4 separate regions of the Mus musculus genome follow, and all the other regions are linked to region 1. A link is a loop called in an ENCODE intact Hi-C map of the cell type or tissue named here. Cell type or tissue: heart. All regions are shown on one strand. Region 1 holds the start of Gm51499 (a long non-coding RNA gene). Region 2 overlaps Fgfr2 (fibroblast growth factor receptor 2). Region 3 overlaps Gm33771 (a long non-coding RNA gene). Region 4 overlaps Ate1 (arginyltransferase 1).

Region 1 (8,000 bases):
GTTTTGAAGAGAGAGTCAACAGGGATTTTTTTTGAGGGGGGGTGTTGATTTTTGCTGTTGCTGTTGTTTTTATGGTGAGCTAAGGGAGAGTCATGTTCCTCGGCCATGTGTCCACCTGTCCGTCGCTCTTCCTCTCCTCATAATAACCTCTCATCCGTGCTCATGCAGGTAACCCTAAGTAAGTTCAGTGGGTCACCCGAAAACAGCGGGGTGGAAGAGGAGAATGGGGGAGGGGAGCTTTGATCAAAGACTCACACACACACACACACACACACACATACACACACACACACACACATACACACACACACATACACACACACACACATACACACACACACACACACACACACACACACACACACGCACACACGTCTTCATGATCTTCATGAAAGAAGTTACTTGCTGGCAGTGTGAGCTCCCAGCAGCAACGGATGAGAATGGATTACTCTGCAGAGATCTGATGGGGGGTCGAGTGCTCATTTACACGTCTATTATGAGTTCATATGCGTATATGTGTGTGCCTTGAGACAGGGTCTTGCTGTGTAGCCCAAGCTGCCCTGGCTTTCTGGCTTATCTCCCCAAATGGGAGTCCAAGCACGACTCACTACACCTGGCTTTCATTTATAGCTTTAATTAACAGATTTAAAGGTTTTTACACAATTCCTTCCAAGTTTCTATCTCTGCTCTCACTCAGCCTTTCCCCCTAGTACTATTGGGCCAGCTCTTTTCTTGTTTGGTAATAACCTTTCACATGAAATAAGATTACTCACAATGTTTTTAAATTAAAAAATTATTAGTGCGTGAGGGTGGAGGAGGGGTACCTCTCATGACGTGCAGAGGACAGAGGACGGCTTTGCGCAGTTGCCTCTCACCTTCCGACTTCACGTCTATTGCAGGAATCAAAATCAGGTGCCGGGCTTCCTCGCACACGCCTTTACCCAGGAAGCCACCTTGCGGGCTCCCTTTGGTGAGGTCTTGGAGGCCTTCCTACCATGACCACTGTCTCAAAGTGTCAGTATTTCTACAGACAGACCCCCAACTCTTCTACTTTTAGATCTATTTCTAAGCATCTCTTTCAGAAAAGTCCTTGCCCCAGGAGTAGAGGTTTACCTGATGCTAAATATATGTGGAATTTATTCTGATCTATGGGGAAAACTGGGGATTATCTCTGATTTCTCCCACATGGCTGGTTCTCCTATCACTTATTGGCTAATCTCCTTTTCTCCGTGGATCTTTACCACATAGTAACCTCTTATCTCCATCATCTCTGTGCCTGAGACATTCGGGTCTATTGGCCCATCTGTTTGTGGTTTCTTTTGGCATCGACACTTTACGATACACTGCCTCCCACGCCCCCATGATAGAATACTTTAAAAATACTCTCTCAAAAAATATTCTGGGATGGATCAAGCTACCAGACATTTCTTAAAAGAAACATTGCAGGCTACTACAGGCCTGCTCTGTACATAATTCTCATTGACCCGAGGCAGCCAGCCGGCTTGTCTTACCATGATAATGGAGCTACAGAGCACCTCCCAGAAACTCTTGCTTCAATGTCTGCCTCTGCTCGTCCCGGCCTGGTGCTTTGCAGTGGAGGATGCAGTAAGAGCAGAGTGAGGGAAGAGACCCAGCCTTGCAAGACCAGCTTGGCTCAAAAATTAATCTGTGCAGGCACTCTCCTTTTAGAAAGTGGATCCTTGGGTACTAACCTGAAAGGGCCGGTTCTCATCTAATCATCTCCACTGTGCCCAGGCAGGTGAATGTCCCTAAATGAGACTACTAGCTGCTCATTAAGGACCTGTCAGCGTGCTGAGGAATGGGTTCCCCTCACTGCTCTCTCAGGAGCTATCTTGATTGGGCTGCTGGCACACCATCTGCAAAGTGAAGCTTCCATCCTGGGCATCTTTCTAGCTCCAGGTCAGGTTGCAGGCGGCTCCATCCAAATCCCCCAAACCCTCTGCTTCCCCTCCACGTGAGTTTGTCAGAGCTCTTCCATAGCACCGTACCCAGACACCTCCGCGTTTGCCGAGCTTCCTCGCTTTGTGTAACGCTCCTTTCAAGATGGGGATAAAAGGGTCCCCAAAGCATGAAGCAGATTAAAAGCAATGTCTGTACAAGGCAAGAAGAAAGTTGGGGATTTCTTTTCTGCCTTCCTCTCATTAGTTTAACTTCGACTGATTTAAACATTTGCTCCATGTTCCCTGGAAACTGGAAAGTTTGCTTTGGAATGCTGTTGCTGGGGGTAACGCTGCGGAGTGTCTGAGGCAAGAAACATGGCTGCTGAGGTACAGGACTGACGTCACACTGGTGAGAGGACTCACAAACCCTAGGAGAGAGGGAGTAATTCTACATTGTTTCCGGCTCCCCCAAATTCAGCTTGCTTCGACTAGAGGGTGGCTCAGAAAGTTCCCTCCTGGAAGCCCAGGGAATATTCCTCCACAGTCTATTATTTTCTGACCTGGAACGAATGGGCAGCAACAACAAACTTCCTAGGTCAGCCCTGGAAATGTTATGTGGATGGCAACTCGTGGTTCTTTCTTCTAGCACGGAGAAATGAACAAATGAATAAATAAATAAATCTACCAGATTATGCCACAGAGTACAGTGACACCCCCCCCCCCCAATGTCCTCCTCTCTTACTCAAATAGCAACAACCATTTCTGCAGTCTCTGTGGGTGCAGGTGCATTTTGGAATAGCTCAGGTAAGACTACACAGCCTCCTTGGTCCTCATTAGAAATTCGAATTGATAGCATTAATTGGCATTTTTCAAACACTAAGCGCCCAGCTTGAAGTCTACAAATAAAAGCGGGGCCCAGATGCTGGGATTTCATCGCCCTCATTTAACACTTCGTAAGCAGTTCATTAAGCCGATAACACTTTAAACAGTAACACTGGCGCCTTCGGAGTCCCTCAGCCTGCGATTGTCCCCAGACACCCAGGGAATTCTGCCCGGATTGGGAACCGCAAGAATCTACTTTCACTATGAGTCTCTTAATTGTGGGCACCCTGGCCTGCGGCCAGCTTACAGAAGCCTGCCTGAGGCCTTCACATCCCAGTGGCCAGGGGTCCTGGCCCAGGTAAGGCTAGGAACCACATGCACCAGAGACATAACATGGACCAGACTGAGGATGCAGCCTGGAGATGGGCTGGGGAGTGAAGGGGTGGGGCTACCCCTGTGCTCTCAGCAAGCAGGGAGCATGGCCAACTGAGTGACTTCAGCTTGAATCCAGGACTTGCTTTTCCAGGTCATTTTTAAGGGAATTAAGGGTGAATGTTCACCACCCTCTAAGGATGTCTCTCTCTGCTAAGGTTTTACCTAGAACTTGAAGACTCTGGCAGAGCATAGGACCACTGCCATAATCCTCTGAGACCTGGGGCAGAGACACAATTAGAGCAGCAGGAGGTGGTGGCTCGGGTGCTAAACTGCCCACTCCGTCCGTTCCTCTACAGGATAAACAGTACAAGGGTTGACCTTCATTTGGTCTTTTGTGTAGTGCCAGACTGGGCACAGCATTGTAGATGTTCATTCCATAACGATCCTATGAACAAAGGAACGGGGGTGGGTGGGATGAACATTGTCCTTTCTGGGTGACAGACAGTGAGGCTAGCATTGTGGAAATCAATACCACAGACAATGACTGGCCTGGAGCTTTTGGCGAGCACATGCCAGCTAAGGTGTTCTTGGTCCACAGAAGCACTGGCTCCTTCAAACCTGTGGGCTGCACGGGGAGAAAAAAAAATGATGTCAGCAAGACATAGCTGAATTAGAACTTGAATCCATCTGGTGGTCATGACCTGGCTCACGGCCCCTATGCTAAGCCCCAATAAGAGGAAATGAGAGGTGTGTGGATGTCCAGTGCCAAAGTGGGTAATCCTGTGGTTTGTCCCTAGGGCATCAAGAACGCAGTGCTGTCTAACCTGTCTGGAGATGATGAGTAACTGATAGGTAACTGATGGATAACTGACCAGCTACTGATTAACCACAGTGGGGCTGCAGTGAGGTCGGAGACCGTGACCCCTGTGGCCACAGAGATGGAAACTAAACCCCATCCCACGAAAAGCCTGAAGTCTAAAGCCATGTTCCCAGAGATTCAGCTCAGCCAGGCACTAAGAGGATGGTCAGCCTGGTCCACAGCGCCATCTCGTGGCAAGAACGGGCATCGCAGAAGGGCCGCGCCCTCTGATCTTCCCAGAGGACCAACCAGGTGAGCCTGGGATTATGGAGGCATTTTCTTGAGAACATCCCCCATCCCCCAGTGTGATGCTCGGGGAGTTGGAGGCCTGGGTGGCTGTATCAGTTAAGGAAATGGGCCAATTAGATACTGCTTTGATTAGGCCTGGGCTCTGGGGCTGGACGGGGCTTTTCTCCGATGCACCTGAATTGTAAGGGTGTCCAGAATCTGCTGCTTCTTCAAAGACACATGGTTTCCTGACACAGAACAAAGACAGGCTCAGACACTGGCTTCCATTCATTTATTCTGTCAGTAAAATGTGCTGAACACCTACTGTGCATCAATCAGGTCAGGAGGTGTGCATTGAAGCCGGGAAAGAGAACATGAGAGAAGCTTGCAGTTAGATGACGCCCCCTCCCCCTCCCCCTCCCCCTCCCCCTCGGCAATCTGGAGAAGCCCCGAGTTACTCAGAGTGTTTGCAAAAAAAAGCATTTTAAAGACAGGAGGAATGCAAAGCACACCCACACGGCACTCAGCACAGTTTTCAAAATGTTTTAAAATTGTGAGATAATCCTATATATGTTCTTTTTTAGACTGTGAGTTAACGAGATCTGAAGACTGGGCCTGTCAACTACAGTCGTCTCAAAATAGTGATGAGTCCAGATGATATTTTGAGATAAGTGCCTCAATTGTAACATGCCATGAAAGTAGCTGTGATTTCTGTTGGAGGAAAGAAAACATCTCAGGCGATGCTAATACTCCAGGGCACTCTGCCTAGATTTGTAATTGAATCAACTGCTAAACTGCAGCGAGAGGTGAGTAAAAATAATGACGTCATGTTTCTCTGTTCAAGTTCACAGACTCCCCTCCCCTGGTCTTCTGTCTCAGCAGATTTTCTTGGTTAAGAAGCCAGGTGAATGGGCATGGTGGCACAGGCTTGGGATGCCAGTCATGGGGAGGCCGAGGCAGGAGGATTACAGGATTAGACAATCTAGTGACTCTGTCACAAAATTAATGTACAAAGGGGACTCAGGATGTATCTCAGTGATAGACAGCCCTGGAATCAATTCCCAGAACGGCATAGGATGGGTGGGGGGGGGTGGGGGAGGAGAAGGCCTCGGTACCACCTTTACCTGGCAAATGAGTAGACAGGCACGCAAGGTGAGGTGGTGCTGAGTGCTTGAGGGACATCAAATTGCACACTGACAATGACACCAACAGGGAGGGCTTGTATGGCTGAATTTGACTTTAAGAAGTCCCTACAGAGGTGCAACATGGTCACCTAGGGAGCCCCATCCGGCATAAGAGCCCTACATTCTTTCTGTAAGTCTGAGTCCTGAGTTAAGGTCCCCAAACTCACACTGTGACCAGTATCCCCAGCCAGGGAAGCCTGGGTCAGTGTGACATCCCTACTTGGATCTTTAAAGGTGTATGTTGCAGCTTTACCACCCAAATTTTCCAGGGCTATTTTGAGGGCAATTCAGTGAAGTAAGGAGCCATGTTCTTTATATCATTGAATTCTGTGCCCCCTGAAATTTAACCCTGCCTAAAGGCCAGTGCCTAGCTCCATGTGGTGACCAGGCTCCTTCCAGTATGAAACGCCCCTTACCTCCACGCTCCCTGACCAGCTTTCCTATCAGCCATGATCTACAGGGCCCCTCTAAGTCAGAAAGGCTCCTCTCTCTTTCCTCTTGTCTCCTCCCTGGAGATCCAGCCTCACCATGATGCCGCGCAGATATATGCAATACAGCAGTCCATGATGGGCTGGCTGGTGTGAGCAGGGAGCAAGGAGAGGCCTTTGTAGCTGGATAGGAACCGGTGTGACAAGCTTGCAGGATGATGTCAGGGCTGGCACCAGCAGAGAACAACTCTGTTGACAAGAAGATTAATTAGACAAACGCAGTGCCAGTCAGACTCTGCCGCCATCAGAGGTCAGCTCCACTCAGGCCCCTGCTAGAGACTCTTTTTTTTTTTTTCCTCCCCCGTCTTTTTAAAAGAAAACTTAATCTCCTAACAAGACAGCCCCAAAACAATTCATGGCGTGCCAGCTGAGCAAGTACATACAAGCATGCTCTGCAGAGGTTCCAGGAACCCACCAGGGCCTCCCTTCTACCTGTCCAGACAGATGCTGCTCCAGGAAGAATGCTGGCGTCCACACTGGTCCTTCCTCATCAGAGACACTGCTCTGGGTGGGCTGTCGATGCCTTTCCTAGGGGCTTCTCTTTTTATAGGCGGGGGTGGGCAGCCCTCCATGCCAGTCTCTGAGCTTCGATGTCCCCCCACCCCACTGACCCCTTCCTCTCAAATCCTCTCTTTCTTCAACAGGTGCCTGCCCCGATGGGAAGAGAGTGCGAGAGTGGCCTCTCTTATTATTCCACAGGCATTTCTTGAGCATGTTATATCCTAGCAGCCCTGAGGATAAACAGGTGATCTTAGCATCACCTCAGAGGTGAGAGTGAGCCTGAGAGGGGCTTCTGTCTAGGAGGGGAGGCACTGAGAGCAGTCAACTAAAAGCACAGTGATGTTCATGCGCGTCTGTGGGAAAGGATCCAAGAAAGGATGGTAGGAGAAGGAACCTGGAGGGGGCAGCCATTTTGGAAAAGATGACTCCAAAGGAGGAAGTAGGGTTGAGGCCTGAGGAATTCTGGGAAACTGCCTGGGAAAGCTGCCTCAGTGCCACAGTGTCAGGGGCAGGAGTGGGACGGTGCCAAGAGGAAGTGCTTTGTAAATATCTGTCCATTGCAAGAATAAAAGATTATTTCTAAATTGTGTCTCTCACACATAGCCCAACAGTGGAAGTTACCCATGGGAGTGAGGGTGGCTAAATTGTAGATTCTTGCCTCTACTGATTCTAAAGGGTGGCATTGTGCCCAGAAAATGCCATGTGAGCAGATTTCCTATCCTCCCGACACCCCCTCCCCTTTTATAATGGGTTCCCTCTCATGCCCCATCTCCAAAGCAGGCCACTGGGCCCCAGACTGCTTCTGTCTGTCTGGAGAGAGGCCAAAATCGGAGCAACTGAGTGACTGGTGAGCAACCCTGCCCACCCTCCACCCCTTCTAGGTATCTGCCAAGGCCCAGGGCCTTACCGTCCCTGAACGCTCTGTGCCCTCAGTGAAAGAATGGAGCGTCAGCCTGCAGGAATCAGTTGCAGACCCACACCCCTGTGTTCCAGGCTGGTCACAGGTATGAGTCCCAGCTGGATGACAGTACTTACACCTGTGCTAAACAGAGTCTTTGGGGCCTGTAGGATCCTGCAGGGGTCACAGCCATCAATGCAGTTACTAGATCTTAGGACTGGGGGAGTCGGCAGAGCTGCTGAGAGTGGTAGACAATATGCTGCGGCCTTGACTGTCTGTGGGGGTCCGTAGATGGGGATATGCTCTTGGATCTGGAGCCTCCATGGGCGCCCATGTAACCTTAGGTCTGTGTGCCTCTCCCCGGATCTCTTTGATGTCCAGCAGGTGACAGCCTCATCTAAAGTGTGATGGTGGTGACAGGCAGGAGGCCGCCCACTGCTGTGGTACATGGGGAAGCAACTTAAGGAAGGAAAGGACAGGATTGTTTCTGACACACGGTTTAAGGGGACACAGTCCTTTGTGTCTGGGAAGCATGCAGCGGGGTGTGAAAGGTGTCCCATTGTCACAGTCAGGGAACAGAGATGAACGCCCGTGCTCAGCTTGCTTTCTCTTTTTGACTCTGTCCAAGATGTCAGTTCAAGGCATGGTGCCACCCACTTTCAAAATGAACCTTTCCACCTTAGCTGAACCTCCTTAGACCTACGGTCACAGACACACCCAAGGGCTGTGTCTCCCAAGTGATTT
Region 2 (8,000 bases), 520 kb before region 1:
AAATAGCCTGCGTGTGTATCGGAGGCTCATTGGTTCCATATGCATGCCTCTGGAAGATTTTTATATTTAGTTCTGGAATTTCCCTCCCTGTGCCCCTCGGCCAGACTCGCGGTGTGCTAATCCCGTATTTACACATTTAGGCTGACGCTGGGCAAACCCCTGGGGGAAGGTTGCTTCGGGCAAGTAGTCATGGCTGAAGCAGTGGGAATCGATAAAGACAAACCCAAGGAGGCGGTCACCGTGGCAGTGAAGATGTTGAAAGGTGAGTGGGCGGATGGGCGGTCGGGGAGGAGAGGGTCTTATCAGGAGCGAGCGTTCCTTTTGTGACATGTGAACTCTGCAGGGACGTGGGGTCAGAGAGCACATACTTGACCTGGCGGTTGAGGGGGTTTTCAGGATAAATGAGCAAATGAGATGGAGGATTTACCTTGAGCTGTGTGTACTTAAAAAGAAAAGCCAGTTTAGCAGCAAGTTGTAGCTTGCTGGGCTGAACCGGTCTCTAACTCCTTAGAAAAGGGTCCCGATTCTCTTCTTTTCTGTGTGTTCATGGGTTTAGAAAGTTTAGGGGGTTTATTTAGCTGGTTAAATTTTGGACCCAGACTTTTAACATACAAATAAGGAGAGGTAGGTGTTGGAGTGGCAACTGGAGACAGAATGTCAAAATGTGGATTCAAAGAGTCGCTTAGAAGCCAAAAAGGAGCAAACAATTGGAACTGATGCAGAATCCCAGGGACATGTAAACAATAATGCCACGCTATAAATGCCCGCTTTGTTCTTTTCTTTTCTTTTCTTTTCTTTTCTTTTTTTTTTTTTTAGGGGAGGGGAGGGGAGGGGGTCTGGGAATTTATCCACAACCTTTCTAACACAGCTTGATGATGACGCCCAAGGAGCTTAAATTGCTTTCAACTATTAACTTATCCTTGCATGGGTATTCTTTTATCGAAGAGATAAAGGGAAAGGTCACATTATAAATCCTGTTGTTGGGGAATCTCAGAAAGGAGAAAGGAGCCATGTTCAATGTTTCCCTGGCTTGTGGGCAGAGAAGTCTGTCCCGGGCCTGTGGGATGTGGCATGTTCTCAGGAGTCCGACCTTTTCTCTCTTTGATAGGACACTTACCACATCCCTCCCTGATGCAGACAACAAAGGGCCAGGACATGGTTCATTTTGTCAGTTTTAGTTATTGACCTGAGACTCCCAGTGAAATCTGGGATGTTCCTTTCTTTGGAGACTGATACCAGGAAGGAGATAGCAAGTATCGGGGCACCAGGGCAGAGGCAGCCCTTGGTACCTACTGGAAGCTGTGGGTTGGGAAGGATCAGGCATCATACTGCTTTCCACAGAACCTCTGGTTTTGAGATCCCTGGAGCTAGTGCAAAAGGGAGGTTTAGGGGTTGGCCCTTCCCTTTAAGCAAGATCACCCACCATCCTTTTCATCGTGGTCAGAGGACATGCCTTTTCAACATTCTTTGTGACAGCCAGAGGATGGCTGAGGTGTAAGGAAGACAAGTGTACTGAGCCATGTGTCTGTCCATAGTCCTCTCTTCCCTCTTCTCTGTATTGGTCAGGATAGATTTTTGGATACCTGTGCCTCTATTTCATTTTTAACCCTTTTGCTTTTCTTTTAGCTCAGATTTTTCTTTTCTAAGTATTTCTGTATTGAATTAGCTTAGTGACAGAACACTTGCGTGGTGTGCACATGGTACTGGGTTTGCATCCTAGCATTACAAGAATCCAAACGACAGCAGAACTAACTGAGAGGAGAGCACAGTACCCTGGAAATGCTCTTCCTCTTGTTTGAAGCTCTCTGTGAATCCATGTTGTGTTGGGCCTCTGCCACGTATGTGCCATGTATGTGAGATGTGACTTGTATCTCTGGTAAGGTGGTAGTTGGAGCTTTAGAGAGGTCTCTTTTGCTCACTCGACTGTTTCTGTGTACACACACATTTGTAGATGTGCTTATGGGCCTGGACCTAACTTTGAATAAGCTAAAGGCTCTGGAATTTTTGCTGTGTAAAAAACAAATTTTCTAGTGGTTCCCAATGTTTTTCCTATGGCTTTCTCCCCATTGTTCTTGGAGTTTTTTGGGGGTGCATCAGGAAGTTTGACATGCTTTCTAGAAGGTACCTTGGATACATCAGAGGGTGGGGTTAATTCACAATCAAGTACTTCACTTCGAAAGACTTGGCCTTGGTCTTGTGGCCTAGATTTGGTCCCAACGTTTGCCCATGTGCCCTCTGGTGATCTCTTTGTTACTGAGCATGGCACTCACCGGCTTCAGCTTTTATCTCTTCACTGATTAGATGGGGAAGTGTTTCTGGCTCTAAAATTCAACTCCACGGTATTCTAAGAGTTTGATGGTCAAGAGTGATAGCTTGGGAGTTGGGAGAAACCAGCTGATTAATGGCTTGTCTAATTCGTGTTCACAGATGATGCCACAGAGAAGGACCTGTCTGATCTGGTATCAGAGATGGAGATGATGAAGATGATTGGGAAACATAAGAACATTATCAACCTCCTGGGGGCCTGCACGCAGGATGGTGAGTACGAGAAGGGTGTGTTTTCTGTCCACACCACACCGCTGACTGCCAGGCTTCAACTAGAAACAACTGGGCTCTTGGCTTTCTGCTTTTAGAGCATCTCAAGAATGCATTTTCCCGGGCTGGTGAGATGGCTCAGTGGGTAAGAGCACCCGACTGCTCTTCCAAAGGTCCAGAGTTCAAATCCCAGCAACCACATGGTGGCTCACAACCATCCGTAATGAGATCTGATGCCCTCTTCTGGTGTGTCTGAAGACAGCTACAGTGTATAATAAATAATAAATAAATTAAAAAAAAAATTAACTTCATGTTTAAAAAAAAAAAAAAAAAAAAAAAAAAGAATGCATTTTCCCATCACACCTATCCCAGGCACTCAAGATGCTGAGACAGAAGAGTTACAAGTTTGATACCAGTCTGGGATACCTAGGAAGACTCTCTCAAAAATACACAAAAGTAGAGGCTGGGAGACAGCTCAATCAATAGAGGGCTGGCCTTGCACCATGAGGACTTGAAGTGGATTTTTAGAATCCATATTTAAAATTGAGCTCTTGCCAGGAGTGGTGGTGCACGCCTTTAATCCCAGTACTCGGGAGGCAAGAGGCAGGCGGATTTCTGAGTTCAAAGCCAGCCTGGTCTACAGAGTGAGTTCCAGGACAGCCAGGGCTACACAGAGAAACCATGTCTCGAAAAACCAAAAAAAAAAAAAAAAAAAAAAAAAAAAAAGAGTTGGGCGTGGTGGTGCACGCCTTTAATCCCAGCACTTGGGAGGCAGAGGCTGGCGGATTTCTGAGTTCGAGGCCAGCCTGGTCTAAAAAGTGAGTTCTAGGACAGCCAGGGCTATACAGAGAAACCCTGTCTCGAAAAAAAACAAAAACAAACAAACAAAAAAAAGAGCTCTTAAGGAGGAGACAGAGGGAGGTGGATCCTGGGACTCACTGGCCCCCTAGCTTAGCCTTCTCAGTGAGTTCCTGGTCAGTGAGAGACTGTCTAAAAAACAAGGCTGTCTTCTGGCTGCCACATAGACACATACATACCTGCACGTGTATCTGCATATACAAATCCAAACATATCCACACATACAGACACAACTTTTAAAAGTCACTTTAACTCTACCCTTAGGAAGATATTACCAGCCATGGGTACACAGCAGGTCTGTGTCTGCCCTCTAGGGGGCGTGGAAAGTTGGAAGTGGGGACTTTGGAAAGGAATTTCTGCTGACGCTCTTGCTGTGTATGGGGCTAAGAGAGATTTCTTAAAATAAGAGAAGAGCAGTATGCTTTAGTTGAGAAGTTCTCTCAAAATGGGGACTGAGGAATCCTGTCTTGCTTTAGGCAGCAGATGGCTGAGCAGAATAGCTTCACAGAGAGAGTGGAAGAAAAGTGCAGTCTCCCCTCCCTCCCCCATCTCCCACCCCCTGGGGAGTGAGCTCCTGGCTGCTCTCAGGAGTGCCTACTGGTACTTTAGAAATCAGCTTGACAGTGATGAGTAGATTTGAAAAATGCTTGCGCAGCTTCTCTTTAGGTGTGCAGAGACTGGAACCTTCTTCCAGTATTATTTACTGTAGGTATTTTAGACTTTTGTGGACCTGTGGTCTCTGTTACAGGTACTTGTCACTGCCATTGTATTGAACAAACAGCTTATATGATAGAGAAATGAATGGGTGTGACTGTGTGACAATAAAATGTGATGACCCTGACCAGTATCGGGCAGGATGTGGGGATGTGGCCTGGGGACCATTCTCTCCAACCCTTGGACCAACCCCTTGCTCTGGCTGTTTGAAGCCATTTAAATTCTCTCTTTTATTTCATCCTATAGATTTAGTATTTACTTATCCTTACAATATATGTATATGCACATGCATGTACGTACACACACAAAGGAGCTCAAGGGACTTAGAATGGCCATGCTTCTGATGGACATTGCTTTTCCAGGAAGACAGCAGTGTTTCTCAACCTGTGAGTCGTTCTACCCCCATAGGGGGTCCCCTAAGACCATCAGACAACACAGATATTTACATTATGATTCGTAACAGTAGCAAATTTGCAGTTATGAAGTAGAAATGGAATAATTTAATGGCTGGGGTCACCACAACGTGAAGAACTGTATTAACGGACTGCAGCATTAGGAAGGTTGAGAATCACTGCTCTAGAGGGAAGAAGGGCATTCAAAGGAAAGTTGTTACAACTATGTCTTTTATTTCTTTAAGCCTTTGGAAGTTATTGTGTTGATCATCATTTTGGAAAGATTAGAAATGGAGGTGCTCCCAGTTATCCGTGCCTTTCTGAGTGGTAAAACCTTAAAAAAGAAAAAGGTTGGGGCTACCTCAAGTGATGGTATACTTATTTAGCGTTTACTACCGTGTTGTGTTCGAGGCTCTGGGTTTACTCCTCAGCACCACAAATCCACTCTAGGTTGTAATGACCAAAGCCTTTGCTGAGTCACCCCGGAATAGTTCCTCCAGCCTTCCCTGCTTTAAGGAGCCTCTCCCCTCTGCCACAGGACCTCTCTACGTCATAGTTGAATATGCATCGAAAGGCAACCTCCGGGAATACCTCCGAGCCCGGAGGCCACCTGGCATGGAGTACTCCTATGACATTAACCGTGTCCCCGAGGAGCAGATGACCTTCAAGGACTTGGTGTCCTGCACCTACCAGCTGGCTAGAGGCATGGAGTACTTGGCTTCCCAAAAAGTGAGTCCTTCCCATTCCACTTGGTTGGATGCAAATGCCGGTTAAGTGTCTTTGAGGAAGCTGGGTGGTTCAGACGTGCTCACTTGCTTGATCTAGTCCTCACTTGTCTTATACAACCTGGAAAATATTTGTGGTGTTATTCACGTTCTGGTTTAATGGACTCTTGAGAGGCCAGAGGCAGCCTCACAAACTCATAACAACTGCCGGAGAGCGGACCCTGCTTTGAGGCAGGGCAGGTGAGATGCTCCTGGATGACCTGGCTTCGATCGAGTGAGCTTAGACCACAGTTAAGGGTGTTAAATTTAGACCGTTGAGCTCGATGTGGAATTAAATGATCTGAGAATGGAGATTGAGCACAGAAGTATTTTTGACATCAAGAGTCTGGGATATCTGTTTATTTTGTCTCCTTCGGTGACTCTGTGGTCAGAAGTTGGCCAGGTCCCCTGAGGTAAATGGCTGGCATTCCAAGCCAGCCACTTACAATGGAACGCTAAGCATTCCAGCTATTCTGGAAGCTGTGAGGCAGGTGCTCAGACTTTTCATGGGGATTTCAGAGGACCTAAGATACCTTTCCTCACTTCCATACTTATGCTCTTCCCATAGAGATGCTTGGCTCCTACCTGGAGTGGAGCTTGCTGCAGTTCCATTGTCTCTAACTCCTCAGGTTGCCAAAGACAAAGGATCCCCTGGAGGGGCGCTTCTCTATGACTTGGAGCCTGGCCTACTAGAAGGGTCATTAATCTGGATTCCCCCAGGGGCTTCATTAGTGTTAAGAGTGAGTGAGGTGACCTGGTCAGATGGCACAGGTGCCACATACTGCTTCTCAGCCTGCTCTCCATCACCTGGGAACATGGCTTAGAGTTAGTATGTGCTCCAAGTTGTGCTTTGTTTTATTTACTTTTTTCTTTTTCTATTTTCTTGAGAGTTTACAGCTTATAGCTTATACGTTTTCCTTCTTTTATCTTTTCTTTCTTTCTTTTTTTTTTTTTTGAAACCACTATAAAACTTTCTGATATAGAGGGTTTAAGAAGCCAAATTTGAAGAGTTTTGAGTTCTGATTTTATACATGCATGGTGTGTGTGCACATAGTGGGAGCAGGGTGCCCCTGAGAAAATCTTTATCAAGGAGAAACAGACATTTGTTGGCCAGTGGTGGTGCATGCACTCGGGAGGCAGAGATAGTTTGAGGCCAGTCTGCTCTACAAAGTGAGCTTCAGGATAGCCATAGTATCCTTCATAATTTTATGCATAAAACAAAGGTTTATGATCTGAAACTTTCCACTCATGACATCTCACCAACACTGCAAATGTTTTGGGTTTTAGGTTAGGAAATGTTGAGGAACCAAGATGTCTGCATTTTATGTATATGTATACATGCATGTGCATATATATATATATGTATGTGTGTATGTGCATGTTTGTATATGTGTTTATATGTGTACACGCACATATATGTGTATTTGATTTAATGTCTGGCAGATGTGGATAGCTGTGGCATGATTTCCTCTTGACATGTTTGAACTATTGCACATGGAACCCTGGGCCGGGCAGTCAGCCGTAGGCAGCCTGTCAGCTCCAGGCTTGGTTGCTGCTGTGTGTCCTTCTTGGTAGGAGATGGGGGATGCTTGCATGCAGTGGGCTTGCTGCTGATGGGGCAGTGGTAGAACTGGCTCTTCGTTTTCCTTAGTCCTCTTTAGTCCTCAAGACTCCCCAGGAACTTGTTCTCTGGGCCAGGCTGTCCAGTGAGGTGTCATTCTTGATTTCTCAAAACAGGAGTCATGAGTAACAGTGGGGGGGGGGGGATGCCAGTAAATGTGGAATTAAAGAGTAAGTGTATAAACTATCAGAGACATTTCAATAAAGCCCCTCTTCATTTGGGGCCTTACAGTGCAAGGCTGGGACCCTGAGCTTGGCCCTTGGGGCTATGTAGAGCTATCAAAGGTGAGTCTCAGGGTCCTGTATGCTTTACAGTTTGCTCTTGTGTGTGGTACATTGCAATCACTGAGCTCCTCTTTGGGTCAAACTTTATCAGGTCCCAAGACACTGAAAGAAGTTGGTAGTTGGAATCTGGGCAAGTTCTGCTGTCATGGTAGTAGTTTGATTAGGGGAAGCAGAGTGATCAAAGACAAGAATGTCTGACTGGAGAAACTGAACAGTGGTGAACCTTCCCAATGGGAGGAAGACCTAGGAGCCAGGAAGCAGGGCAGGGAGTAATTTCTGTAGGAAATGCAGAGCTTGCATTGAACATCTCTGAGAGCCAGTTAAGAGAAGTTGTCAACAGCAAGCCAGAGGATGAAGCTCAACCATGAAGGGCCACACATCGTTATGAGGCCAAAGAGGAGGGTGTGACTTCCATATGGTGGGAATTAGGGAGAAGCTGAGATGAAGGAGGCAGAGAGTGTCACCCCTGGTGCCACTAAAAGGGTTTCTGGGCTGAAGTTGAGATCAGCTGTCTGTCCCTGTTCAGAGTCGGGGAAGGAGCGTGCTGGTCCACAACTATGTTCATGGTTCTGACCCACCCCAGTGTTGTGGACTTTTTAGGTTGCAGCCAGTAGGTAAAGTGGAGCAAGGGCTGTCACATGAACTTTGCAAAGAGAGAATGAGTACATTTGGGGGTTGCAGAAACAGCGAGGCATAGACGTGTCCTTACAAATAACATGGTGATCATTGACTGCCAGCCACCTTTCGAGAGCCTACATTGGCCAGACACCGTGTAGTTGTTTAGCTCTTGGTATTTTCCAGCTTCCTGGGATAGAGAGTGAGCAAGATGGTA
Region 3 (8,000 bases), 730 kb before region 1:
TGTTTCCTAAACCATTATGTTGTGGATTATTTAAGTATGATTTGTATCTGTATCAGTATCATCTGTCTCGCCTTTGCTTCTATATCGTCTGTATCAGTATCATCTGTCTCTGTCTCATCTTTGTCTCTGTCTCATCTAAATCAAGCTTCTCCAGCCATTGTACCATCTGGAACATTGATCATCTCAAAAAGAGGGGCTAAGAACATGGGTCAGTCGGGCACACAAGCTTAGAATAGGCCTGTGCTGTTGTAGGGAATTGAGGATTCCTCAGATTTGTTGGCTTGGCGTTCTAGACTAATTGGTGAGTTCCAGGTCAGCGAGAGACCCTGTCTCAAAACACAAAGTGCGTAGCCATTGAGGAAGATGCCTGAGGTTGACCTCTGGCCTCTGTACACACACACTTACACGCACATGTGCAGCTGAAAAACAAAAGACCCTTTACTGACTAAAATGTCTAAATAACTAATGCTCACTGGAATGCTTTATCCAAAGGACTTAGAGTAGAGGAAGGAGCATGGGCTTGGTGGGAATTTTCTAATGGGAATGTGGAAGTGAATGAGAGATGACAAGCTCATGGGTGGGGACACAGCATGCCTGGCCAGCCACGGCTGTGTGTAAGATAAGCATTAATGCCACCCTGCTGTACCTGATCGTGTGGATACCTGTGGATGGAGAGCCTGGGCAGACATGCCTTCTGACTAAGGCAAGAAGATAGACTGGAAACCTCACGTCAGGAGTAGTAGCATGAGAGCCTGGGCTGGTGATTTGCTCAGCAAGGAAAGGCTCTTGCTTCCAAGCCTGGTAATCAGAATTGTTTTCCTGGGACAAACATGATGGAAGGTGAGAACTCAAATTCTGCAAGGTCCTTTGACCTTCACGTGTACACGGTGACACATGTGGACATGCACATGTAAATACACAACGTAAATAAAAGTAGAATAACAGCCAGGCAGCAGTGGCACATGCCTTTGATCCCAACACTCGGAAGGCAGAGGCAGGCTTCCAGGACAGCTAGGGCTCTACAGAGAGACCCTGTCACAAAATAAGCAAGCAAACAAACAAAAGCCCTTTGGCCAACAAAGACTAGAAGCCCCTCTCCTGCTGGGCTTCATTCAATCAGAGCATTTCTAGGCTTCTTCTGCAGAAAAAGGTTGAAACTCTTCCAGACCTGGTCTTCATCTACTGAGCAGAGCGTATGCACAGAGGTCAAGGATGGGTCATGTGCCTAGTGGCCCAGTGCTCTTGGAGCTTTCCCCAGAGGTCACTAGCCCACTCTTCTTCTTGGGAGTGTTTTCTTTTTCTTAGTAACAGGCTTTCCCTTTGGACAGTCTCGTTCTTTCTCTGAAGCCCTTTCATCCACCATGCATGCATCTCCAGTGCGGGGTGTGCCTGTTGTCTTGGACCCTATTCAAACAGGCCTGGTTTTCTTGTTACTTTTCTCCATCTCCTCTCCTGCAACTGGCTTATGCTGTTGCTTTTTATCTCACACTCTAGTAAAGTGTCCTTAGTAGGATATGGTTGTGTTACTGGGGCATCCAGGGTTCCCTTTTGTATAGGTTCTCCACCGTTTCTACCATGCGGGGCCTGGGGAGTTTACACTCAGCACATCAGGGTTGGTAGCAAGAGTAACCACGGGCTTTTCACCCGTGCCCCAGTTCCCAAATAATGACTTAGAGGCTATTTATGTATGGATAAATGCCTCGGCCATAAGCTCGGGTTTGTTCCCCAACTAGCTTGTAACTTGTGTGACCTGCTTATTCTATTCCATGTGTGTCACATGGTTGGTTACTTTTCTTCTGTTTCAGATATCTGTCTCTTCTAAGTCCAAGTGGTGAACCTCCTGTGTTTGACTCCCAGAATTCCTGTCTCTCTCTGCTAGATGTTCCACCTTCTAAGCCTGCCTCAGCTCGTTGCCTATCAGATTTTTATTGACAGGTGATACTTTCACAGAGTACATGAGAGATTCTCTCTACAAGCAAATGCTTTTTACTGAGCTATCTCACCCCCTCAAGAATATTTATTTTCATTTTATGTATATGGGTGATATATAATATTATTTCATAAATAATGTTAAATAACATATATAATATATATCATATGATATATATCATATTGTGTCACACACACACACATTATATATAAAAAATGTTACATGAGTGTCTGGTGCCCCCTGAGGTCAGAAGTGGGCATTAGATTCCCTGGGACTGGAGTTACACATTTGTGATCTGCCATGTAGGTGCAAGGAATTGAACCCAGATCTTCTGTAAGAGCAGTAAGTACTCTTAACCAATGAGTCATTACTCTAGCCCCCCCCTTAAAAATCTTTTTGCTGCTGTGTCTTTTGTAGCCCAGGCTGGCCTTGAACTTGATATGTAGCCAAGAAGGATAGCCTTGAAGTCTTGATTCTTCTGCCTCTACTTCTCCAGGGATTGGGCTTCAGACTTACACCCTCATCTGGTTTATGCTGTGCTGGTGATCAAATCCAGGGCTCTGTGTACACTCTACTGTCTGAGCTACACCCCTTAGCCCCTAAAGAAAGGCTTTTAAAAGTTTTAGGTTTTATGACTGTGTGTTTGAGAGCGAGAGAGAGAGAGAGAATGAGTGTGTGTGTGTTAGAGAGAGAGAGAGAGAGAGAGAGAGAATGAGTGTGTGTGTGCGTGTGCGTGTGTATTTTCACCGTGTGCATGCAATGCCCATGTAAGCCAGGCGAGGGCATCGGATCTCCTGTAACTGAAGTTAAAGATGATGGCGTCAAGCCACCAAATGTGGGTGCTGGGAAGTGAACCTAGCTCCTCTGCAAAAGCAGCACGGTGCTGTTAACCGCTGACCCGTTTCTCCGACTGTTTCACAAAAACCCAAGTGTTAAGCCTGTCATTATTCCAGTGTTTGGGGCCTTACGTATCTCCAACGGCTCTTGAGCACACGGTCCTTTCAAGCTAATCAGAGAGCTAAGATTGTTGAGCTGTCCAGGAAATGGTTAAAATGCGTTCACTTTAACCTAAGAAACACCCAGTGCCATTTCAACATTGCCATTCAGAGTCGTTTAAGAAATAAGAAGCCTCTGTTACTGGATAATTACAGTTATCTGCACGTTCACAAGACTGAAACAGGTCTCGGAGACCATGTAATTAGGATCCATTTCAAATGGCCCTTCACAAAGAACAGACCAGTGTTAAAATGGTAAGCACTTACTAATGGCTGTCTTTCCCTAATAGAACATGCATAAACAATTATTCATAGGAGCCCAGGCGGAGCCTTACTCCAGGGCACCTCGGCATGGATCCCTGTGGCATAATGGGTGGGGGAGGATAAAATGAGCTTAAGGCCTCATACAGTTATGCATATTTTTGTTTGTTTTGTTGGAGACAAAACCAGCCAACTGGCTGTCTGGAAAATCAGCCCCATTTCATGGGCTGTGGGATTGCCTTGCTCAGCAGGTTGCTATATTCGAACTGAAAATGCCTGCGACTGTTTCCAGCTTGCCCCCGACTGTTCTTGCTTTCTTCCCTTCTCTGTATTATTCATCTGCAGGCAGGCATATTCCAGAGGAGGCGTTGCAGCTTGAAATTAGTGTTTCACTGAGCCACCCAGGTTAGCCGAAAGCTATCTTAAGTAGGTCAGGAAACCAGACACATGCTTTTTGGAATGGAGGAGTGTCATCGTGTAGTGCCACAGATGGCTGTTTAAATGGGCAGCAGAAAGAGGTATAGAATGACCCTGGGAAAAAAATGGGTTTGTAACTGATGTCCCCAAAGACTGCTTCTGTATTTAAAGCCGTTTGCTGTAGCCTCATTTGAGGTGAAGTCAACTACGTGCTGAGCTGGGCATCCAGCCTCTGGGGCAGCGGGCCATTGGCATTGGCACCAATGCTCGGCTCACAGGGCACATGCAGCTCACCAACTCCCCATAGGAGCTGAGCTAGAGATTTGTCCGCGGGCACTGTCCAGTGGAGAGGAGCAGTCTCTTCCAGCCTCAACAGGATGCGCTGCTGTGGGGAGGAGGCTCTCTGCCATCTTCATTGTTCAGACAGCTCCTGACTCAGTTGACATTGGGTACAGAGTGAAGATTTTACTCTCTTTCTGCCCTTTTCCTCAATTTTCCCCAAAGCCACCAGGGGGCAGAAGGAACTCCCTTGTTTGTTTTGGTCCCCCCCTACCCCCCCCCACTTCTGATTGTCCATGCAAATGAGCGCCTTTGGGTGGCTCTCACTGGGTCTAGGTTTTTAATATCAATTTTGATTTTCATGGCTTGGCTTTGCTTTCTTCAGACTTGAATAGGCCTGAATGCACTCTTCTGAAGCTCAGGACGCTGTGACGGCGAATCTCACGATTCAGTTGCTATCCCCCGTGGAACGCAGTGCAGTAACGTCCTCATTTCTGGTGCCCTCTGCACTTCCAACCTTGTTGGGCTAGGGCAGCCTGACCCCCCTGGGATATGGATTTTGGTAGTCAGCTTTCAGTCAGTCTCCACACTTCTTCAGCCACAGTATACAGACACTGGGGTTATCTGCCCAGCACATCCTCTATACCTCAGCAAGTCCTTACCATGTATCCAGTGAGGATAAGGCCACCCATCCTGGAAGGCTTATCTTTCATTCTTGCACCCCATAATATCCAGCCCAGCTGTCTCTCTCCACACTGTTTTTTCTTGATCCTCACTGAAGCCTGTTCCCAGCCACCAGGCCTGCATTTCTTCCAGTTCCATGAGTTCAAATCTCTAAAGTCTGCAGCAGGCCTTCTCAGAAGCACTCCATTGTCTTCACTACCTAAATCCCTTCTTCCTTGGCCATTTCTTAGGGAGCCTAGGAAGTCAACGTCACAGCTGGTCCATGGGAATGGTGCCTGTGAGTGTCTGTCAAATGAGCGCAAGACTGGGCTCATTTGAGAGTCCTGTGTGTCATGTGAGTGCCAACATCCTAACATCCAGAATGCAGACTGGGTTTGCTCTTCCCTGACACAGCACTGGGGAATGTCTAGGAAGCATTCCCAAGAAGCGAGACCAAACTAGACCACATTGAATTTCATAGGCTCTTCACGCATTAAGAATATCGGAAACACCCATAAAGGGAAGTTGTAAATTTAAGGCATATAAAAGAATGTTGCTTTATAACCCTAGGGAAGTACCAATCTGTTTGCTTTCAGATGTGCAGTTACTAAGGATCATCTCCAAGGGGCGTGCCTTTTGTTCTGCCTGCTTGTGTGGTCACTTGGACCCAGTAGACAGATAGGTGAGTAGGTATGCAGGCAACATGTGGACATGTGTGCTAAGGGACCTTCATGTTCAGCTGCTTGTCTAGATGAAAGCAAGAGAAGGGACCAAATACAAGTTCGCTCCTACAAACAAAGGTGGGACAAACCCCTGAGCAGGGCAGGATACATATGAGGAGGGCATTTGGCTCTTGGTAGAACAATTGCTTTGCGTAATGAATTCCTGGCCTAATGAGTATGGAAATCGGTACTTGTGAGCAGGCCTGTTTTAGGTTTGGTCTTCATATACTTCTACCACCACCACCACCACCACCGCCACCACCATCAACAACAAAACATGCTTAAAGGGGATCCGCATAATCTCCACCTAATTTGAATTTTTCTTCATAAGTTCAAGTTCATGAAAGCCAAGATGTTCTAGTGTTGACGTCAAAGCTATTGGAGCTCTTGTGAACCATGCTTCACCCTGAGAAAAGGCCACTGACATCTATTGGAGATCTTGGAGAGAGGGAGGGAGGGAGGGAAGGAAGGAAACTTTGCCAGTCTGCCCCCACAAATGCAGAAGACAGCTTCAAACCTGCTAAGAGTTTTTCTTCCGGTTCCACTTGCCCTTGGAATTTCTCATGCTCTGCTATTCCTTGATAACGTCTGGGACGGGGTGCTGTTGAAATCCAGCTAAACAGTAACTGGCGGTTTCATTACTGCGTTAACTTGCCCTAAAGTCCCATGGCCTCTGCAACTTTTACAGGAATGCCACTTTTCTTGTATGCTACTGAGACATTCAAGAGCAGGCCTGACATGCACTCTTCATTTCATTTCAGAGTTTGGGCACAGAGAGGAGTCCACATCGTCCAGTAGAGATGCATGTTATTTCCAGTTGTCCTGCAAGAAGGATGTGGTCCCAGGGCACATGCTGGACAGACAGAGCTAACACTAATCCAATACATCTTTCTGATGCAGACTGATGCCTCTCCTAGGGGCCCGAGGACTGATGCCTCTCCTAGGGGTCCGAGGTGTTCAACCTGCTTGTTATTCATAAGCACTGTGCAAAGAAGTAAGTACACATGCCAACTCTATTCATCCATTTCTTTTAAAAAAAATCTTAGTATATCTACTTGTTTATTTATATCTGATCCCTTTTTAAAAAATGTTTTAATGTTGTTTTTACTACTGATTTGAGATGAAGTCTTGCTATGTGGACCAGGCTTGTCTCATGACTCAGAAGCTCAAGATACGCTCCCAAATCAGCTTCCCCATTAGCTGGTGGCGGCAGATGCATATCACCATGCCCAGCTGGCATTCATTTCCTTACTGATCCATTCACCCAACAACTGTCTGAGCATCTGTCCTGCCAGATACCGTCCTTGCCACTGGGGTAAGTAAGACAGATTAGTGTTACATGCTAGGGGAACCCAAACCATTTACAGTGAAGGAATACATAAACAAGACTGCTAGATGGTGCTTGTAGCACCAAGGATGCTTTGAACAGGGTGAGCTGGAAGGGCCTTGTTGAAGTAGTGTCAAAAAAAACATGTGCTGAGTGCTTGCAACCATGAGTTCATCAATACCAGGAGTCACTGGAAAAATGTGGGGATGTAGTGGCCACCATGACTTCTCCTTAGAAGTTCCAGGTCTCAGAGGATGAACTCAAGACCAGGAGATGGAATGCAAACTTACTCTTAAGAGTACAAGTGAGATCCTTTGTATCCTCAAGAAAGCATAGAGGGATCCCAAGAGAGGAGCTCTTGGACCTGATGTTAATTTTAGAGATGAAAGCGGACCGGGCCACCCAGGCAGAAGGAATGGAGCCCCAGCCCTGCTGGAGGCAAAAGACCTGGGCATGTACAGGGAGCAGTGTGATTTAACTGCTATGTAGGGAAAGTGCACACAGAGGGTCAGTGTGTGCAGAACCACAGATGTAAGCAAATGGTGGCTGAGAACCATTGAGGCAGCCTCGATGGACCCCGAGGAGCTGCCATGATCTCCCATTTCCAAAAGGAGAAGACTCGCTCTCCAGGATGAGAATGGAGCATTCAAGCTGGACGTGCAGCCACGTGGTTAGAATCCCAGGCTTTGGGAGGGCTGAGGCAGAAGTATGGTGAATTTGTCTGAGTTACAGAGTGAGACCCTGTCCCAAAAGTCACAGGACAGTGCTGTGGAGATGGCTCAGTGGGGAAAGGGATTGCCGTGGAAGCTCGGCGTGGCAGCTCACATCCACAATCCCAGAACTCCTGTGCTAAAATGGGAGGCAGAGGCAAGGCGATCCCTGAAGGTCCATGGGCCAACTAGACTGTCTCAAGCAAGATGGAAGAGGAGAACTGATACCCAAGGTTGTCTTCTGACTCCCACACATACATACATATACATCATACATATACACATATATACATATACATCATACATATACACATATATACATATACATCATACATATACATACATATACATCATACATATACATACATATACATCATACATATACATATACATACATACATATACATCATATATATACATATACATACATATACATCATACATATACATATACATACATATACATCATACATGCACAAAAATGGAAGGATGAAAAGGATGGACTGGAGAAACAAGGGAGGGAGGGGAAAGGGAAAAGAAATGGAGCCCACCACCAGAGTCAACAAGCCAGGTAAGTTTCCCCCATCATCTGGAAACAATGTAGCCCTATCTCGATTCCTTATTTGTTTGACACAGTGTCTCACTAGTAGACTGTGTTTATCTGGAATCTGAGAGCCTACTGTTTCCACCTTCTAAG
Region 4 (8,000 bases), 820 kb before region 1:
TGGGTGATGACCTATGACCAGTTTGAATCATCACCAGCGGAAGTGGACCATATCAGAGAAGCTGGTTTGGTCACATTTTCTAATCCCTCAGTCTTAAGATGGAAGCAAAGAGTGACAGTGAAAGGGTGCTGGGCTCTGAGTTGAGAGGGATGTGAGGGGCCTGTGGGCAAGTTAAGTTCTCTGGCCTGCTGCTTTCCAATCTGAAAATGGGAGGAACACAAGGTTATTATAATTAAATAAAGTGATTTGTGGTCAGCACCGAGCATAGTACAGGAAACATAAAATTTTAAATAATATAGTAGAAACATGAAATCACGAGACTCTTGGAGACAGTTTACATTCTGTTATCTGCCAAAGTTGAGAAAGTACTTTCTGACCGTAGAAGTGAGAAGTATCAGACAGAAAAGGCTAGAAAATTTTGTTTGGCTGTATAACGAGACTTAATTTTGTACATGAAAATAAATGTAGTTAAAGGTAATTTAGGGCTTAGAAAGATGGATCACTCGCTGCTCTTACAGAGGACCTGAGTAAGTTTCCTAGCATTTGCTTAGTGGCTCACAACTATTTATAACTCCATTTCCAGGTAATCCAACACCCGCTTCTGTTTTCTTTGGGCAACAGATGTGCATGAAGTACACATCCATAGAAGTACACAAATGTACTCTTTTTTTTTTTTTAATTATTTATTATATGTAAGTACACTGTAGCTGTCTTCAGACACTCCAGAAGAGGGCGCCAGATATTGTTAAGGATGGTTGTGAGCTACCATGTGCTTGCTGGGATTTGAACTCAGGACCTCTGGAAGAGCAGTCAGTGCTCTTAACCGCTGAGCCATCTCTCCAGCCCCACAAATGTACTCTTATACACACAAATGAATAAATTTTTGAAAACTAAGGCAGTGTAGGAAAACTAAAAGGGTTATTTAATATTTTAGAATCAATAAAAATCTTGGATATTTTGAATAAAATTATGTTAAATGTTATAAATAGTTGATAAAATAAGTACAAGTGATAAATGATAATGTAATTATGTTTAGTAATATGAGAAATGTAGCTTAAAACACTTATGTTAGGTAGAGTTGCTTCCATGTATAGGATTTTAGAAAGGATGCTGAAGTTGAAGATCCACATCCCAGGTCAGTTAACACTTAGATCATTAGTGGTTCTCAACCTCCTCTTCCTCTTCCTCCTCATCCTCTTCTTCCTCCTCCTCTTCCCTCCTCCTCCTCCTCCTCCTCCTCCTTCTTCTTCTCCTTTTTTTCTTTTTTTGTTTTGTGACAGAGTTTCTCTGTGTATCCCTGGTTCTTTTTTTTTTTTTAAAGATTTATTTATATGTGAGTATACTGTAGGTGTCTTCAGACACACCAGAAGAGGGCATCAGATCCCATTACAGATGGTTGTGAGCCACCATGTGGTTGTTGGGAATTGAACTCAGAATCTCTGGAGAGCAGTCAATGCTCTTAACCATTGAGCCATCTCTGCAGCCCACTCAGCTGTTAAAGGCTAGGCTCACATCCAAAATATAAGAGATTTCAACCTTCTTAATGCTGTGATACTCTACGCAGTTCCTCATGTTGTGGTGACCTCAACCATAAAATTATTTCATTGCTACTTCATAACTGTAATTTTGCTGCTGTTATGAGTCAAATGTAAATGCTGATATGCAGGATGTCTGATAATGTGAACCCCGTGAAAGGATCATTTGATCCTCAAAGGTGTCACAACCCCAGGTTAGGAATTGCTGATTTAGATGATATTGACCATTTGCAAAAATGCTTTTAAATGGGTCTCACCAATTAATTTCTCTTTAATGTAAGTTCAGTGAGAAGAGGACCTTGTTTCTCCATGTTTATATTATAGTAGGTACTGCGTAAGTAAATACTTTTTTGAATGGGTTGATGGATGGATGGGTGGATAGATGGAGAGATGACTGAATGAAGTTGGTGTACTGAGTGAGGTTAGATGAATGAGGTTAGTTATTCATAACTTGACAGTACTCATCTGACAGCAAATGAAGTTTACTGTTTGTATTTTAATATACTTAGCTCTCTTGTCTTCTCAGCTTGACCGAGCCTACTTGAGACCAGAAGCTCTGTCTTTTTACCTTTGGATGTTATTAGTTGCAGAAAGGGCTTGGAGTTTACCTACTACCCTACAGTGGACCAACCACTGAAGGTCTTTAAATCCCTGGTCACTACTCTGGTTAAATACTGGCTGAGTATATGGAACCTGCAGCCTTTGATGGAAAGTGTGAAGGAAGAGCATCATCACCAGAATTGAGTGACAGCTTGTTAGTATTTTCTGTTTTCTTTTCTTGGTGATTTGGAGATGTCTAGCTTCTTGGCAAAGTTGATTTCTAAGACAAATTTTTATTAGGCTTATGGGTATACAGGAGAAAGATGAAATAATTAAAAATCATCACCCCGCCCACGATTCTCTGGTAGTAAATACCTTGAGGGTTTCTCTTGATAGTCCATTAGCTTGGAATTCCACAGATGCTGCCCTTCGAATGGCAGCCATCCCCAAATCTCCTTCAGTAGCTTTGAGCTCAGTCAGGGTTTGGTTCTATTTCACTACACTGTCTGAGAGGCAATCCTAAGCAAGGCAAGAGAATGCTGGAAGCCTCTCTTCTACATGGTTAATTTTACTGTTAAGCTTATGTTTTAACCAGAGATAGGCACTTTCCTAATTTTAAAAAACAAGAATAATTCCAGCAAAGACAGTAAAATGTAGGAGACTTGAAGTTCACATAGCCAACCTTAAGCTTCACTTTGTCCATAAGAAGTCATGTGAGTGAGCCAGGTCCCTTTGTTGTAAGTCCTAGCCATTTAACTGCCACATGAATCTAATGAAATTGTCAGGTTATAGTAATTACGTCAGTAATCTGATATGTTGTCATTTGAATGGACCATGTGTGTAGAGTCAGTTACTTCTCTCTGTGGGATTAACCCTTTTCACTCATGAAGACCAATTGCAGTCATTAAGCTTTATGGGAAAAGACCTTTTATCATGTTGTCAAGCTAGACAGTGCATTTCTATTATAGTTCTAATTTTGTGTGATTGTGTGTAGCTGCTGATGAACATTTACCTGCTAGGTTTAGGGGACTTCTGACTTAGAGATATTTCTGAGTCTGAGTTACATGTTGTGTGGCACCGCTTACAGATGTCTTCAGTTAAGTGCAGGTAAATAAATGGGACTCTGTATCAGAGGTCAAGAGATTCCTGACTTTCTCTTCAGAGTCAGACTCTGCCAGCCAGTGCAGTAGATTGTGGTCTCCTTGTCATGTTTAGAGAACAGAGGAAGCTGCAGCACAAGTTAACACACACTTGGGCATCTCTTCAAGTATGTCCTTCTGATTCTTCATTTCAGATTCAAGTCCTCTCTCTTAGGAGTTATAATACTTACTGAGAAGCTAGCATCTGTAACATGCAGGACTGTGCTTATCACATTCTTTATATTCTCACAGAGTATCTACCTCTCATGATGAAAGTTGAGCGCAGACGGGTAGATCAGACTAGCTAGGAGCTGAGAACCACATCTCACAATATGAGTCAGGAAAAGCAAGGTGGGAAGGAGACAGAATGACACAGTTGTGAGATGCTCACATTCAAGATTCTCACACGAAGGAAGCGGGTAATTAGAGATAGATTTACTGAACTTGAGAGCAGGGTTTATGAGCCTTACCACTTCACTTGGTTGGGAGGTGCTGTGTGGCTCTGATCACTGTTGGAAAGTTAGCTGCACCTCTTGCTGCTGCCCACTAGATGCCAGTAGCACTCTTCACCATGATAAGCACAGTCCTGTAGATGATGACAGACTGCCAAAAGTTCCAAAGAGGCAAAATTGTTCCCTTGTGAAAATCATTATGAGATGTGTATTATGTGTATTACAGAGAGATAATGTGAATGATCCAATAGTGAAGATAAGATACAGTAGTAGATTGTTTTCAGTTCATTAAAGATTTTAAAAAGTAGAAAAAGTCAAATAAGGTAACTGGAACAAAAATAAAAAACTGTAAGACCAATGGCAAGATGGCCCTCTTAAGTCCAATTATTTATTACATTAAATATAAAAGCCTAAATCAAACTTGGCTGCATGGGAAATTTTATTTTTGCATTGTTTCAAACTTTTTTGAGTATACATAGCTATTGCATTATACTTAAAAATTTCAGAGTTTTGTTCTAGTTAAATTTCAATAGCCATATGTGGCCAGTGGTTATGTTGTTTTACACTGTAGGACTACATACTCCATTTAAAAATTAGAGATTGTCAGACTGGATAAAAGAATAAAAAGCAAGCTCTACACTTAAATATGAAGATACGGATGGCTTACAGGTAAGAGGCTGCAGTAAGTTATTCCCATGAATATTTATCGTAAGAACATTGGATGGGCTGTCTTTAAATCAAACAAAGTAGTCTTTGTCTGATAGAAACTGAAGACAGAAAGATGCTTCATAATGAAACAAAAAATCAAGTGTATTCTAAAATGCAATCATTAAAAATAACACCTTCAAAGTAAAAATAAAAACTAAAAGAAGTGAAGGAGAAGGAGAAATTGTCAAATCAGTGACACTTAAACATTTTAGGACAATTTCTTGATACTTTGAGAGGACATTTAGATGAAGTTAGAGATAATTTAGAAGGCTTGAACAATGTGCTCACAGTTTTACTTAATTGGTGTCTATCAATACTATACTCCTCAGTGACAAAAAGCCACGTTTGAAGTCAAGCAAGTCATAAACTACAGATAGCATGGCTCATTTGTAAAGCATTCCTGCTTTAACTGGCTTCCCAGCTGTTCCTCTTTGTTTTTTTGTTTCTCCCAGTACTAGAGATTGGATTCAGGGCATGGAATAGCCCAGGCAAGTACTCTGCTACTGAACTACATCTCCTTCACTGCCCCCCTTTAAAATTTAAGTTAGCATACAAAGTGATGGGCTTCATTGTGATATTTCAAATCGGTACATTTTCAAGTACACCACGCCAGAGCATATTCTGGAGTATTTTACAAAGTTCACTAAATTGAAGAGGATGGAGAATGTAATTAAATTGGCATCAAGAACCAGCAGAATACAATAGCACTCTAATAACAGCAGTAGAACCTAGTTAAATGTGGGTAAGTTACTCAATGTTGTGCTTCTCCAGGGGAGACAGAGGTCTAGAAAACACCAGAGAAACAGTCTGTTGATATTCATTTGGGAAATGGAAGTTAAAACCAGAGAAAAATCACCATGAACTCATTAAATGAATAGAATCAAACGACAGAGAGAGATTGGCACAATGTAGAGAAATTAGAACTCTCTTATTTTGATGATAGGAAAACAAAATGTAGAGCCGTAGTTCAGTTGTTTTTCAAAATATCATATTTAACGTTATAATTTCAAAACTTCTTTTGATTATGCCTAAGTGAAATAAAAATATGTATCCACATAAATAATCATACATGAATGATTATACCAGCATTATTCATAATAGCCAGAAGCCAGAAAGAATTTTACTTCTGTCAGCTGGTGAATGGTCATTGCAATCAGAAGGAGCAGGGATGATCTTAGAGAGACTGTAATAGATGACATGAGTCAGACGCAGACTCTGCTGTGTTTTCCTCTCTGTGACTTATCAGTATTGAAATTGATATGCTTTAATTAATATTTTAGCATTATTTTATTAATCCTCATAATATTAGCTAACAAGCCATGAATAAAAGCTTTCAAACCATTTTTCAAGATTTTTTGAATGGCGAACTGCTTGGCTTTCTGAAGAGACTTAGGCAAACACTCTGGGAGGACCCAGGGACTTCACTTCTCTTATGTCAGCATAATAGTGTGAGGCAGCTTCCTGTGGTAAGGTATTGCTAACGGCCAGAATTTGGAAAGAGAAGTGGTGGGAGGGAGAGAATTGAAAGAAGCCATGGAGACATGAAGGGAAGGGGCTGAGCTGTTAAGCTGGAGTTTGGATAATTTCCCTAAGTGTGGAGTACCCTGAGGAGCAGATGTGCTGAGAGCTGGCATGAGTTGGAGCGCTGTGGAGATGGCCAGCCAGTGAACTGGTGGGAGCAAAGCTTTACCTGGTTTAGTCTATTACTTAGGCCCAGCTTTATTTGAAGAGGTAAAGCAGGAAGCAGGAGGGACCTAGTGAAAACATAGTTATTTGTAGGTGATGGCCAGCAGTCTGTTGGTGATAATGATAATCAGAAGAGGAAGACAGGGCTGTGGCTTGAACCACTGGGCCAAACCAGAGAGGAGCAGGGTTTTGTTTCTTGTAGCTGTATATGTAAGGAAAGAATCCTATAGTTTCAGATTGTGTCCCATACACTTGACTTGGGAGTGTTATTACTCAAAGGCACCAATTAGAAATCTGGAACAAAAGCACTAGATTGTCCTTTGATAGCTGTTCCCTTCCCTTGCATCTAAGGCCTGTTGGGCAGTTCTGGCTCGGGCAGAGCTGCCAGTAAGGCCCAACAGTTGAACTGAAGACATCCTTTCTTGTCTTGAGTTTGCTGTGGTGAGTACAATGCAAGCATCTTGCATATGTGGCCAGACAGTTCTCCTGAAGCTGATTGGTCAGGAGGTTGACGTTCCTCAGTTAGGTTTTGGGCATCACGTGATTGTTGAGACAGTAGAAATTGGAGATGTGTATTGCTTTGTGAAATGAAATGACAGTCACTGAAGTCTTCCTTTATAGGACCCCAGGGTGACTAAAATGTAAAAGTGGATTTTGAGACTAAAGAAAGCACGCTTAAAGTAGAAATTCAAACACTGAATAGAAAAAAGCCACAGATTTGTCTTGTTCAAGATTTTTCTGCACACACTTGAGTTAGTTTGGGGATCTTAAAAGTTCAAGCTATTTTCTTGCTGGGTTAGCTAGCTTTCCTTCAGCGAGTAGAACTATTCATCATTCCTCCCAAGACCTTCTTAGCTGTGTTCAAAATTAGGGTCATCTTCCCTGACAGTTTTCATTGCCCATTAGTTGTGCGTGAATGCTTCAGAAAAACCTTGAATAGTAAATCCTGGGGTGGATTAGTCTCCATGGGGACATCAGTCTTGTTTGATCTCGGCATTCATTGAGTTCTCAGTCTGCTATGTCACCATGGAATATGTGTTCCTGTAAGAAGGGCTGTAAGAGCAGGAGTTGCCGGTTGAACAGCAGTGAAGGAAGCTCAGACCAGTCACTGAGCAGTCCAAGGTTGGGTCGTAGTGCTCAGTAAACACTGTTTAGTTGGGAGAGTCCACGTTTGGACTTCTATTACTTTTGGTATACCGTTTGGAAAGAGCCTTACTTTGTAAAGTCTTTTTATTGAGAGAGTCAGGATTTAAAATACACAAAAATCAGATTAAGGCAAAGCACTTAGTATTAACAATTTAATTTTAAAAGAAAATCTGTATGTTCAATAGTAATAGTAGCTCTTTTCTTTCTGTATATATTTATTAAAACCATTTGTGGTAAGTCCTTTATCATAAATTTTAAATCCAGTGATAGTGCTTATAAATATAAGAAGGTAATACTTTTTTTTTAAATTAAAAATTTCATGCCAGTGGATTTATCTAGAGAGTCACCTTAGTTATGTATACTTACTTGAATTCTTAAAATTGCTTCTAAGCTGTTAGTTCCTATAAGGAGCTTGTTTTCTGCTTGATTATCTCTATACATCAGCTTCACAGAGCTCATACTTGAATGCAATTTAATATCACCTGGATGTGGGGAATCATTATAGAAATAAAAGTAAAAGCTTTTCTGATTATGAACAGACATGTAAAAACTCTTCAGTTCTGAAACTTTAGCAGTATGTCAAACACAGTGGTTTCAGATAACAAAGAACTGTTTTATTAATTAAAGTTACAAATACACAAATAAAAATAGCGAAAACCCCAGATTTTCCATTTTTGGTTTTTCAGAAGAAAATAACTCTTCATCGTCCAGCAGAGACATGTCGTCAGATCCAGCACATAGTACAGTAGTGGGGATATAGTCCTGGTCCTGAGAATGGTAATGCAGACCCAGTA

The links. Hi-C counts contacts between places; a loop is a spot of excess contacts. Peaks named below come from ENCODE experiments on the same cell type or tissue, not always from the same donor. Only the 100,000 strongest peaks of a DNase experiment are listed, where the experiment ranks them.
Region 2: a loop joins it to region 1, with 2.3 times the contacts of the local background. A loop is called at or near these places in 4 of 42 quality-filtered maps.
Region 3: a loop joins it to region 1, with 9 times the contacts of the local background. A loop is called at or near these places in 18 of 42 quality-filtered maps.
Region 4: it touches region 1 in a loop (9-fold over the local background); 24 of 42 quality-filtered maps call a loop at or near these places.

What each region holds. Positions count from the first base shown.
Region 1 is chr7:129,650,058-129,658,057 of GRCm38, reverse strand. Gm33122 (a long non-coding RNA gene) reads left to right here. Exons shown (of 5, transcript XR_869975.1): 1 at 1-178; 2 at 3,896-4,209; 3 at 4,770-4,991; 4 at 6,502-7,362. It overlaps Gm51499 (a long non-coding RNA gene), which reads right to left and starts at 6,721. Exons shown (of 3, transcript XR_003946877.1): 1 at 6,290-6,721; 2 at 5,897-6,046; 3 at 4,950-5,435. In heart, a CTCF peak has its summit at 4,153 (motif pointing left); a DNase peak (open chromatin) is centred at 4,157; H3K27ac peaks cover 353 bases; H3K27me3 peaks cover 1,140 bases.
Region 2 is chr7:130,174,903-130,182,902 of GRCm38, reverse strand. Fgfr2 (fibroblast growth factor receptor 2) reads left to right here. Exons shown (of 18, transcript NM_010207.2): 11 at 141-262; 12 at 2,428-2,538; 13 at 5,038-5,228. Among named protein-coding and RNA genes, the nearest start is that of Gm39096, 84 kb to the right of the region's middle. In heart, a CTCF peak has its summit at 3,705; no DNase peak of the experiment used is centred here; H3K4me3 peaks cover 507 bases; H3K27ac peaks cover 1,301 bases.
Region 3 is chr7:130,377,047-130,385,046 of GRCm38, reverse strand. It overlaps Gm33771 (a long non-coding RNA gene), which reads left to right. Exons shown (of 3, transcript XR_378532.3): 1 at 1-5,227; 2 at 6,029-6,582. Among named protein-coding and RNA genes, the nearest start is that of Gm33771, 8.9 kb to the left of the region's middle. In heart, a CTCF peak has its summit at 4,095 (motif pointing right); no DNase peak of the experiment used is centred here.
Region 4 is chr7:130,471,926-130,479,925 of GRCm38, reverse strand. All of the region lies in intron 8 of Ate1 (arginyltransferase 1), which reads left to right. Among named protein-coding and RNA genes, the nearest start is that of Ate1, 44 kb to the left of the region's middle. In heart, CTCF peaks have their summits at 729 (motif pointing right) and 3,764 (motif pointing right); no DNase peak of the experiment used is centred here.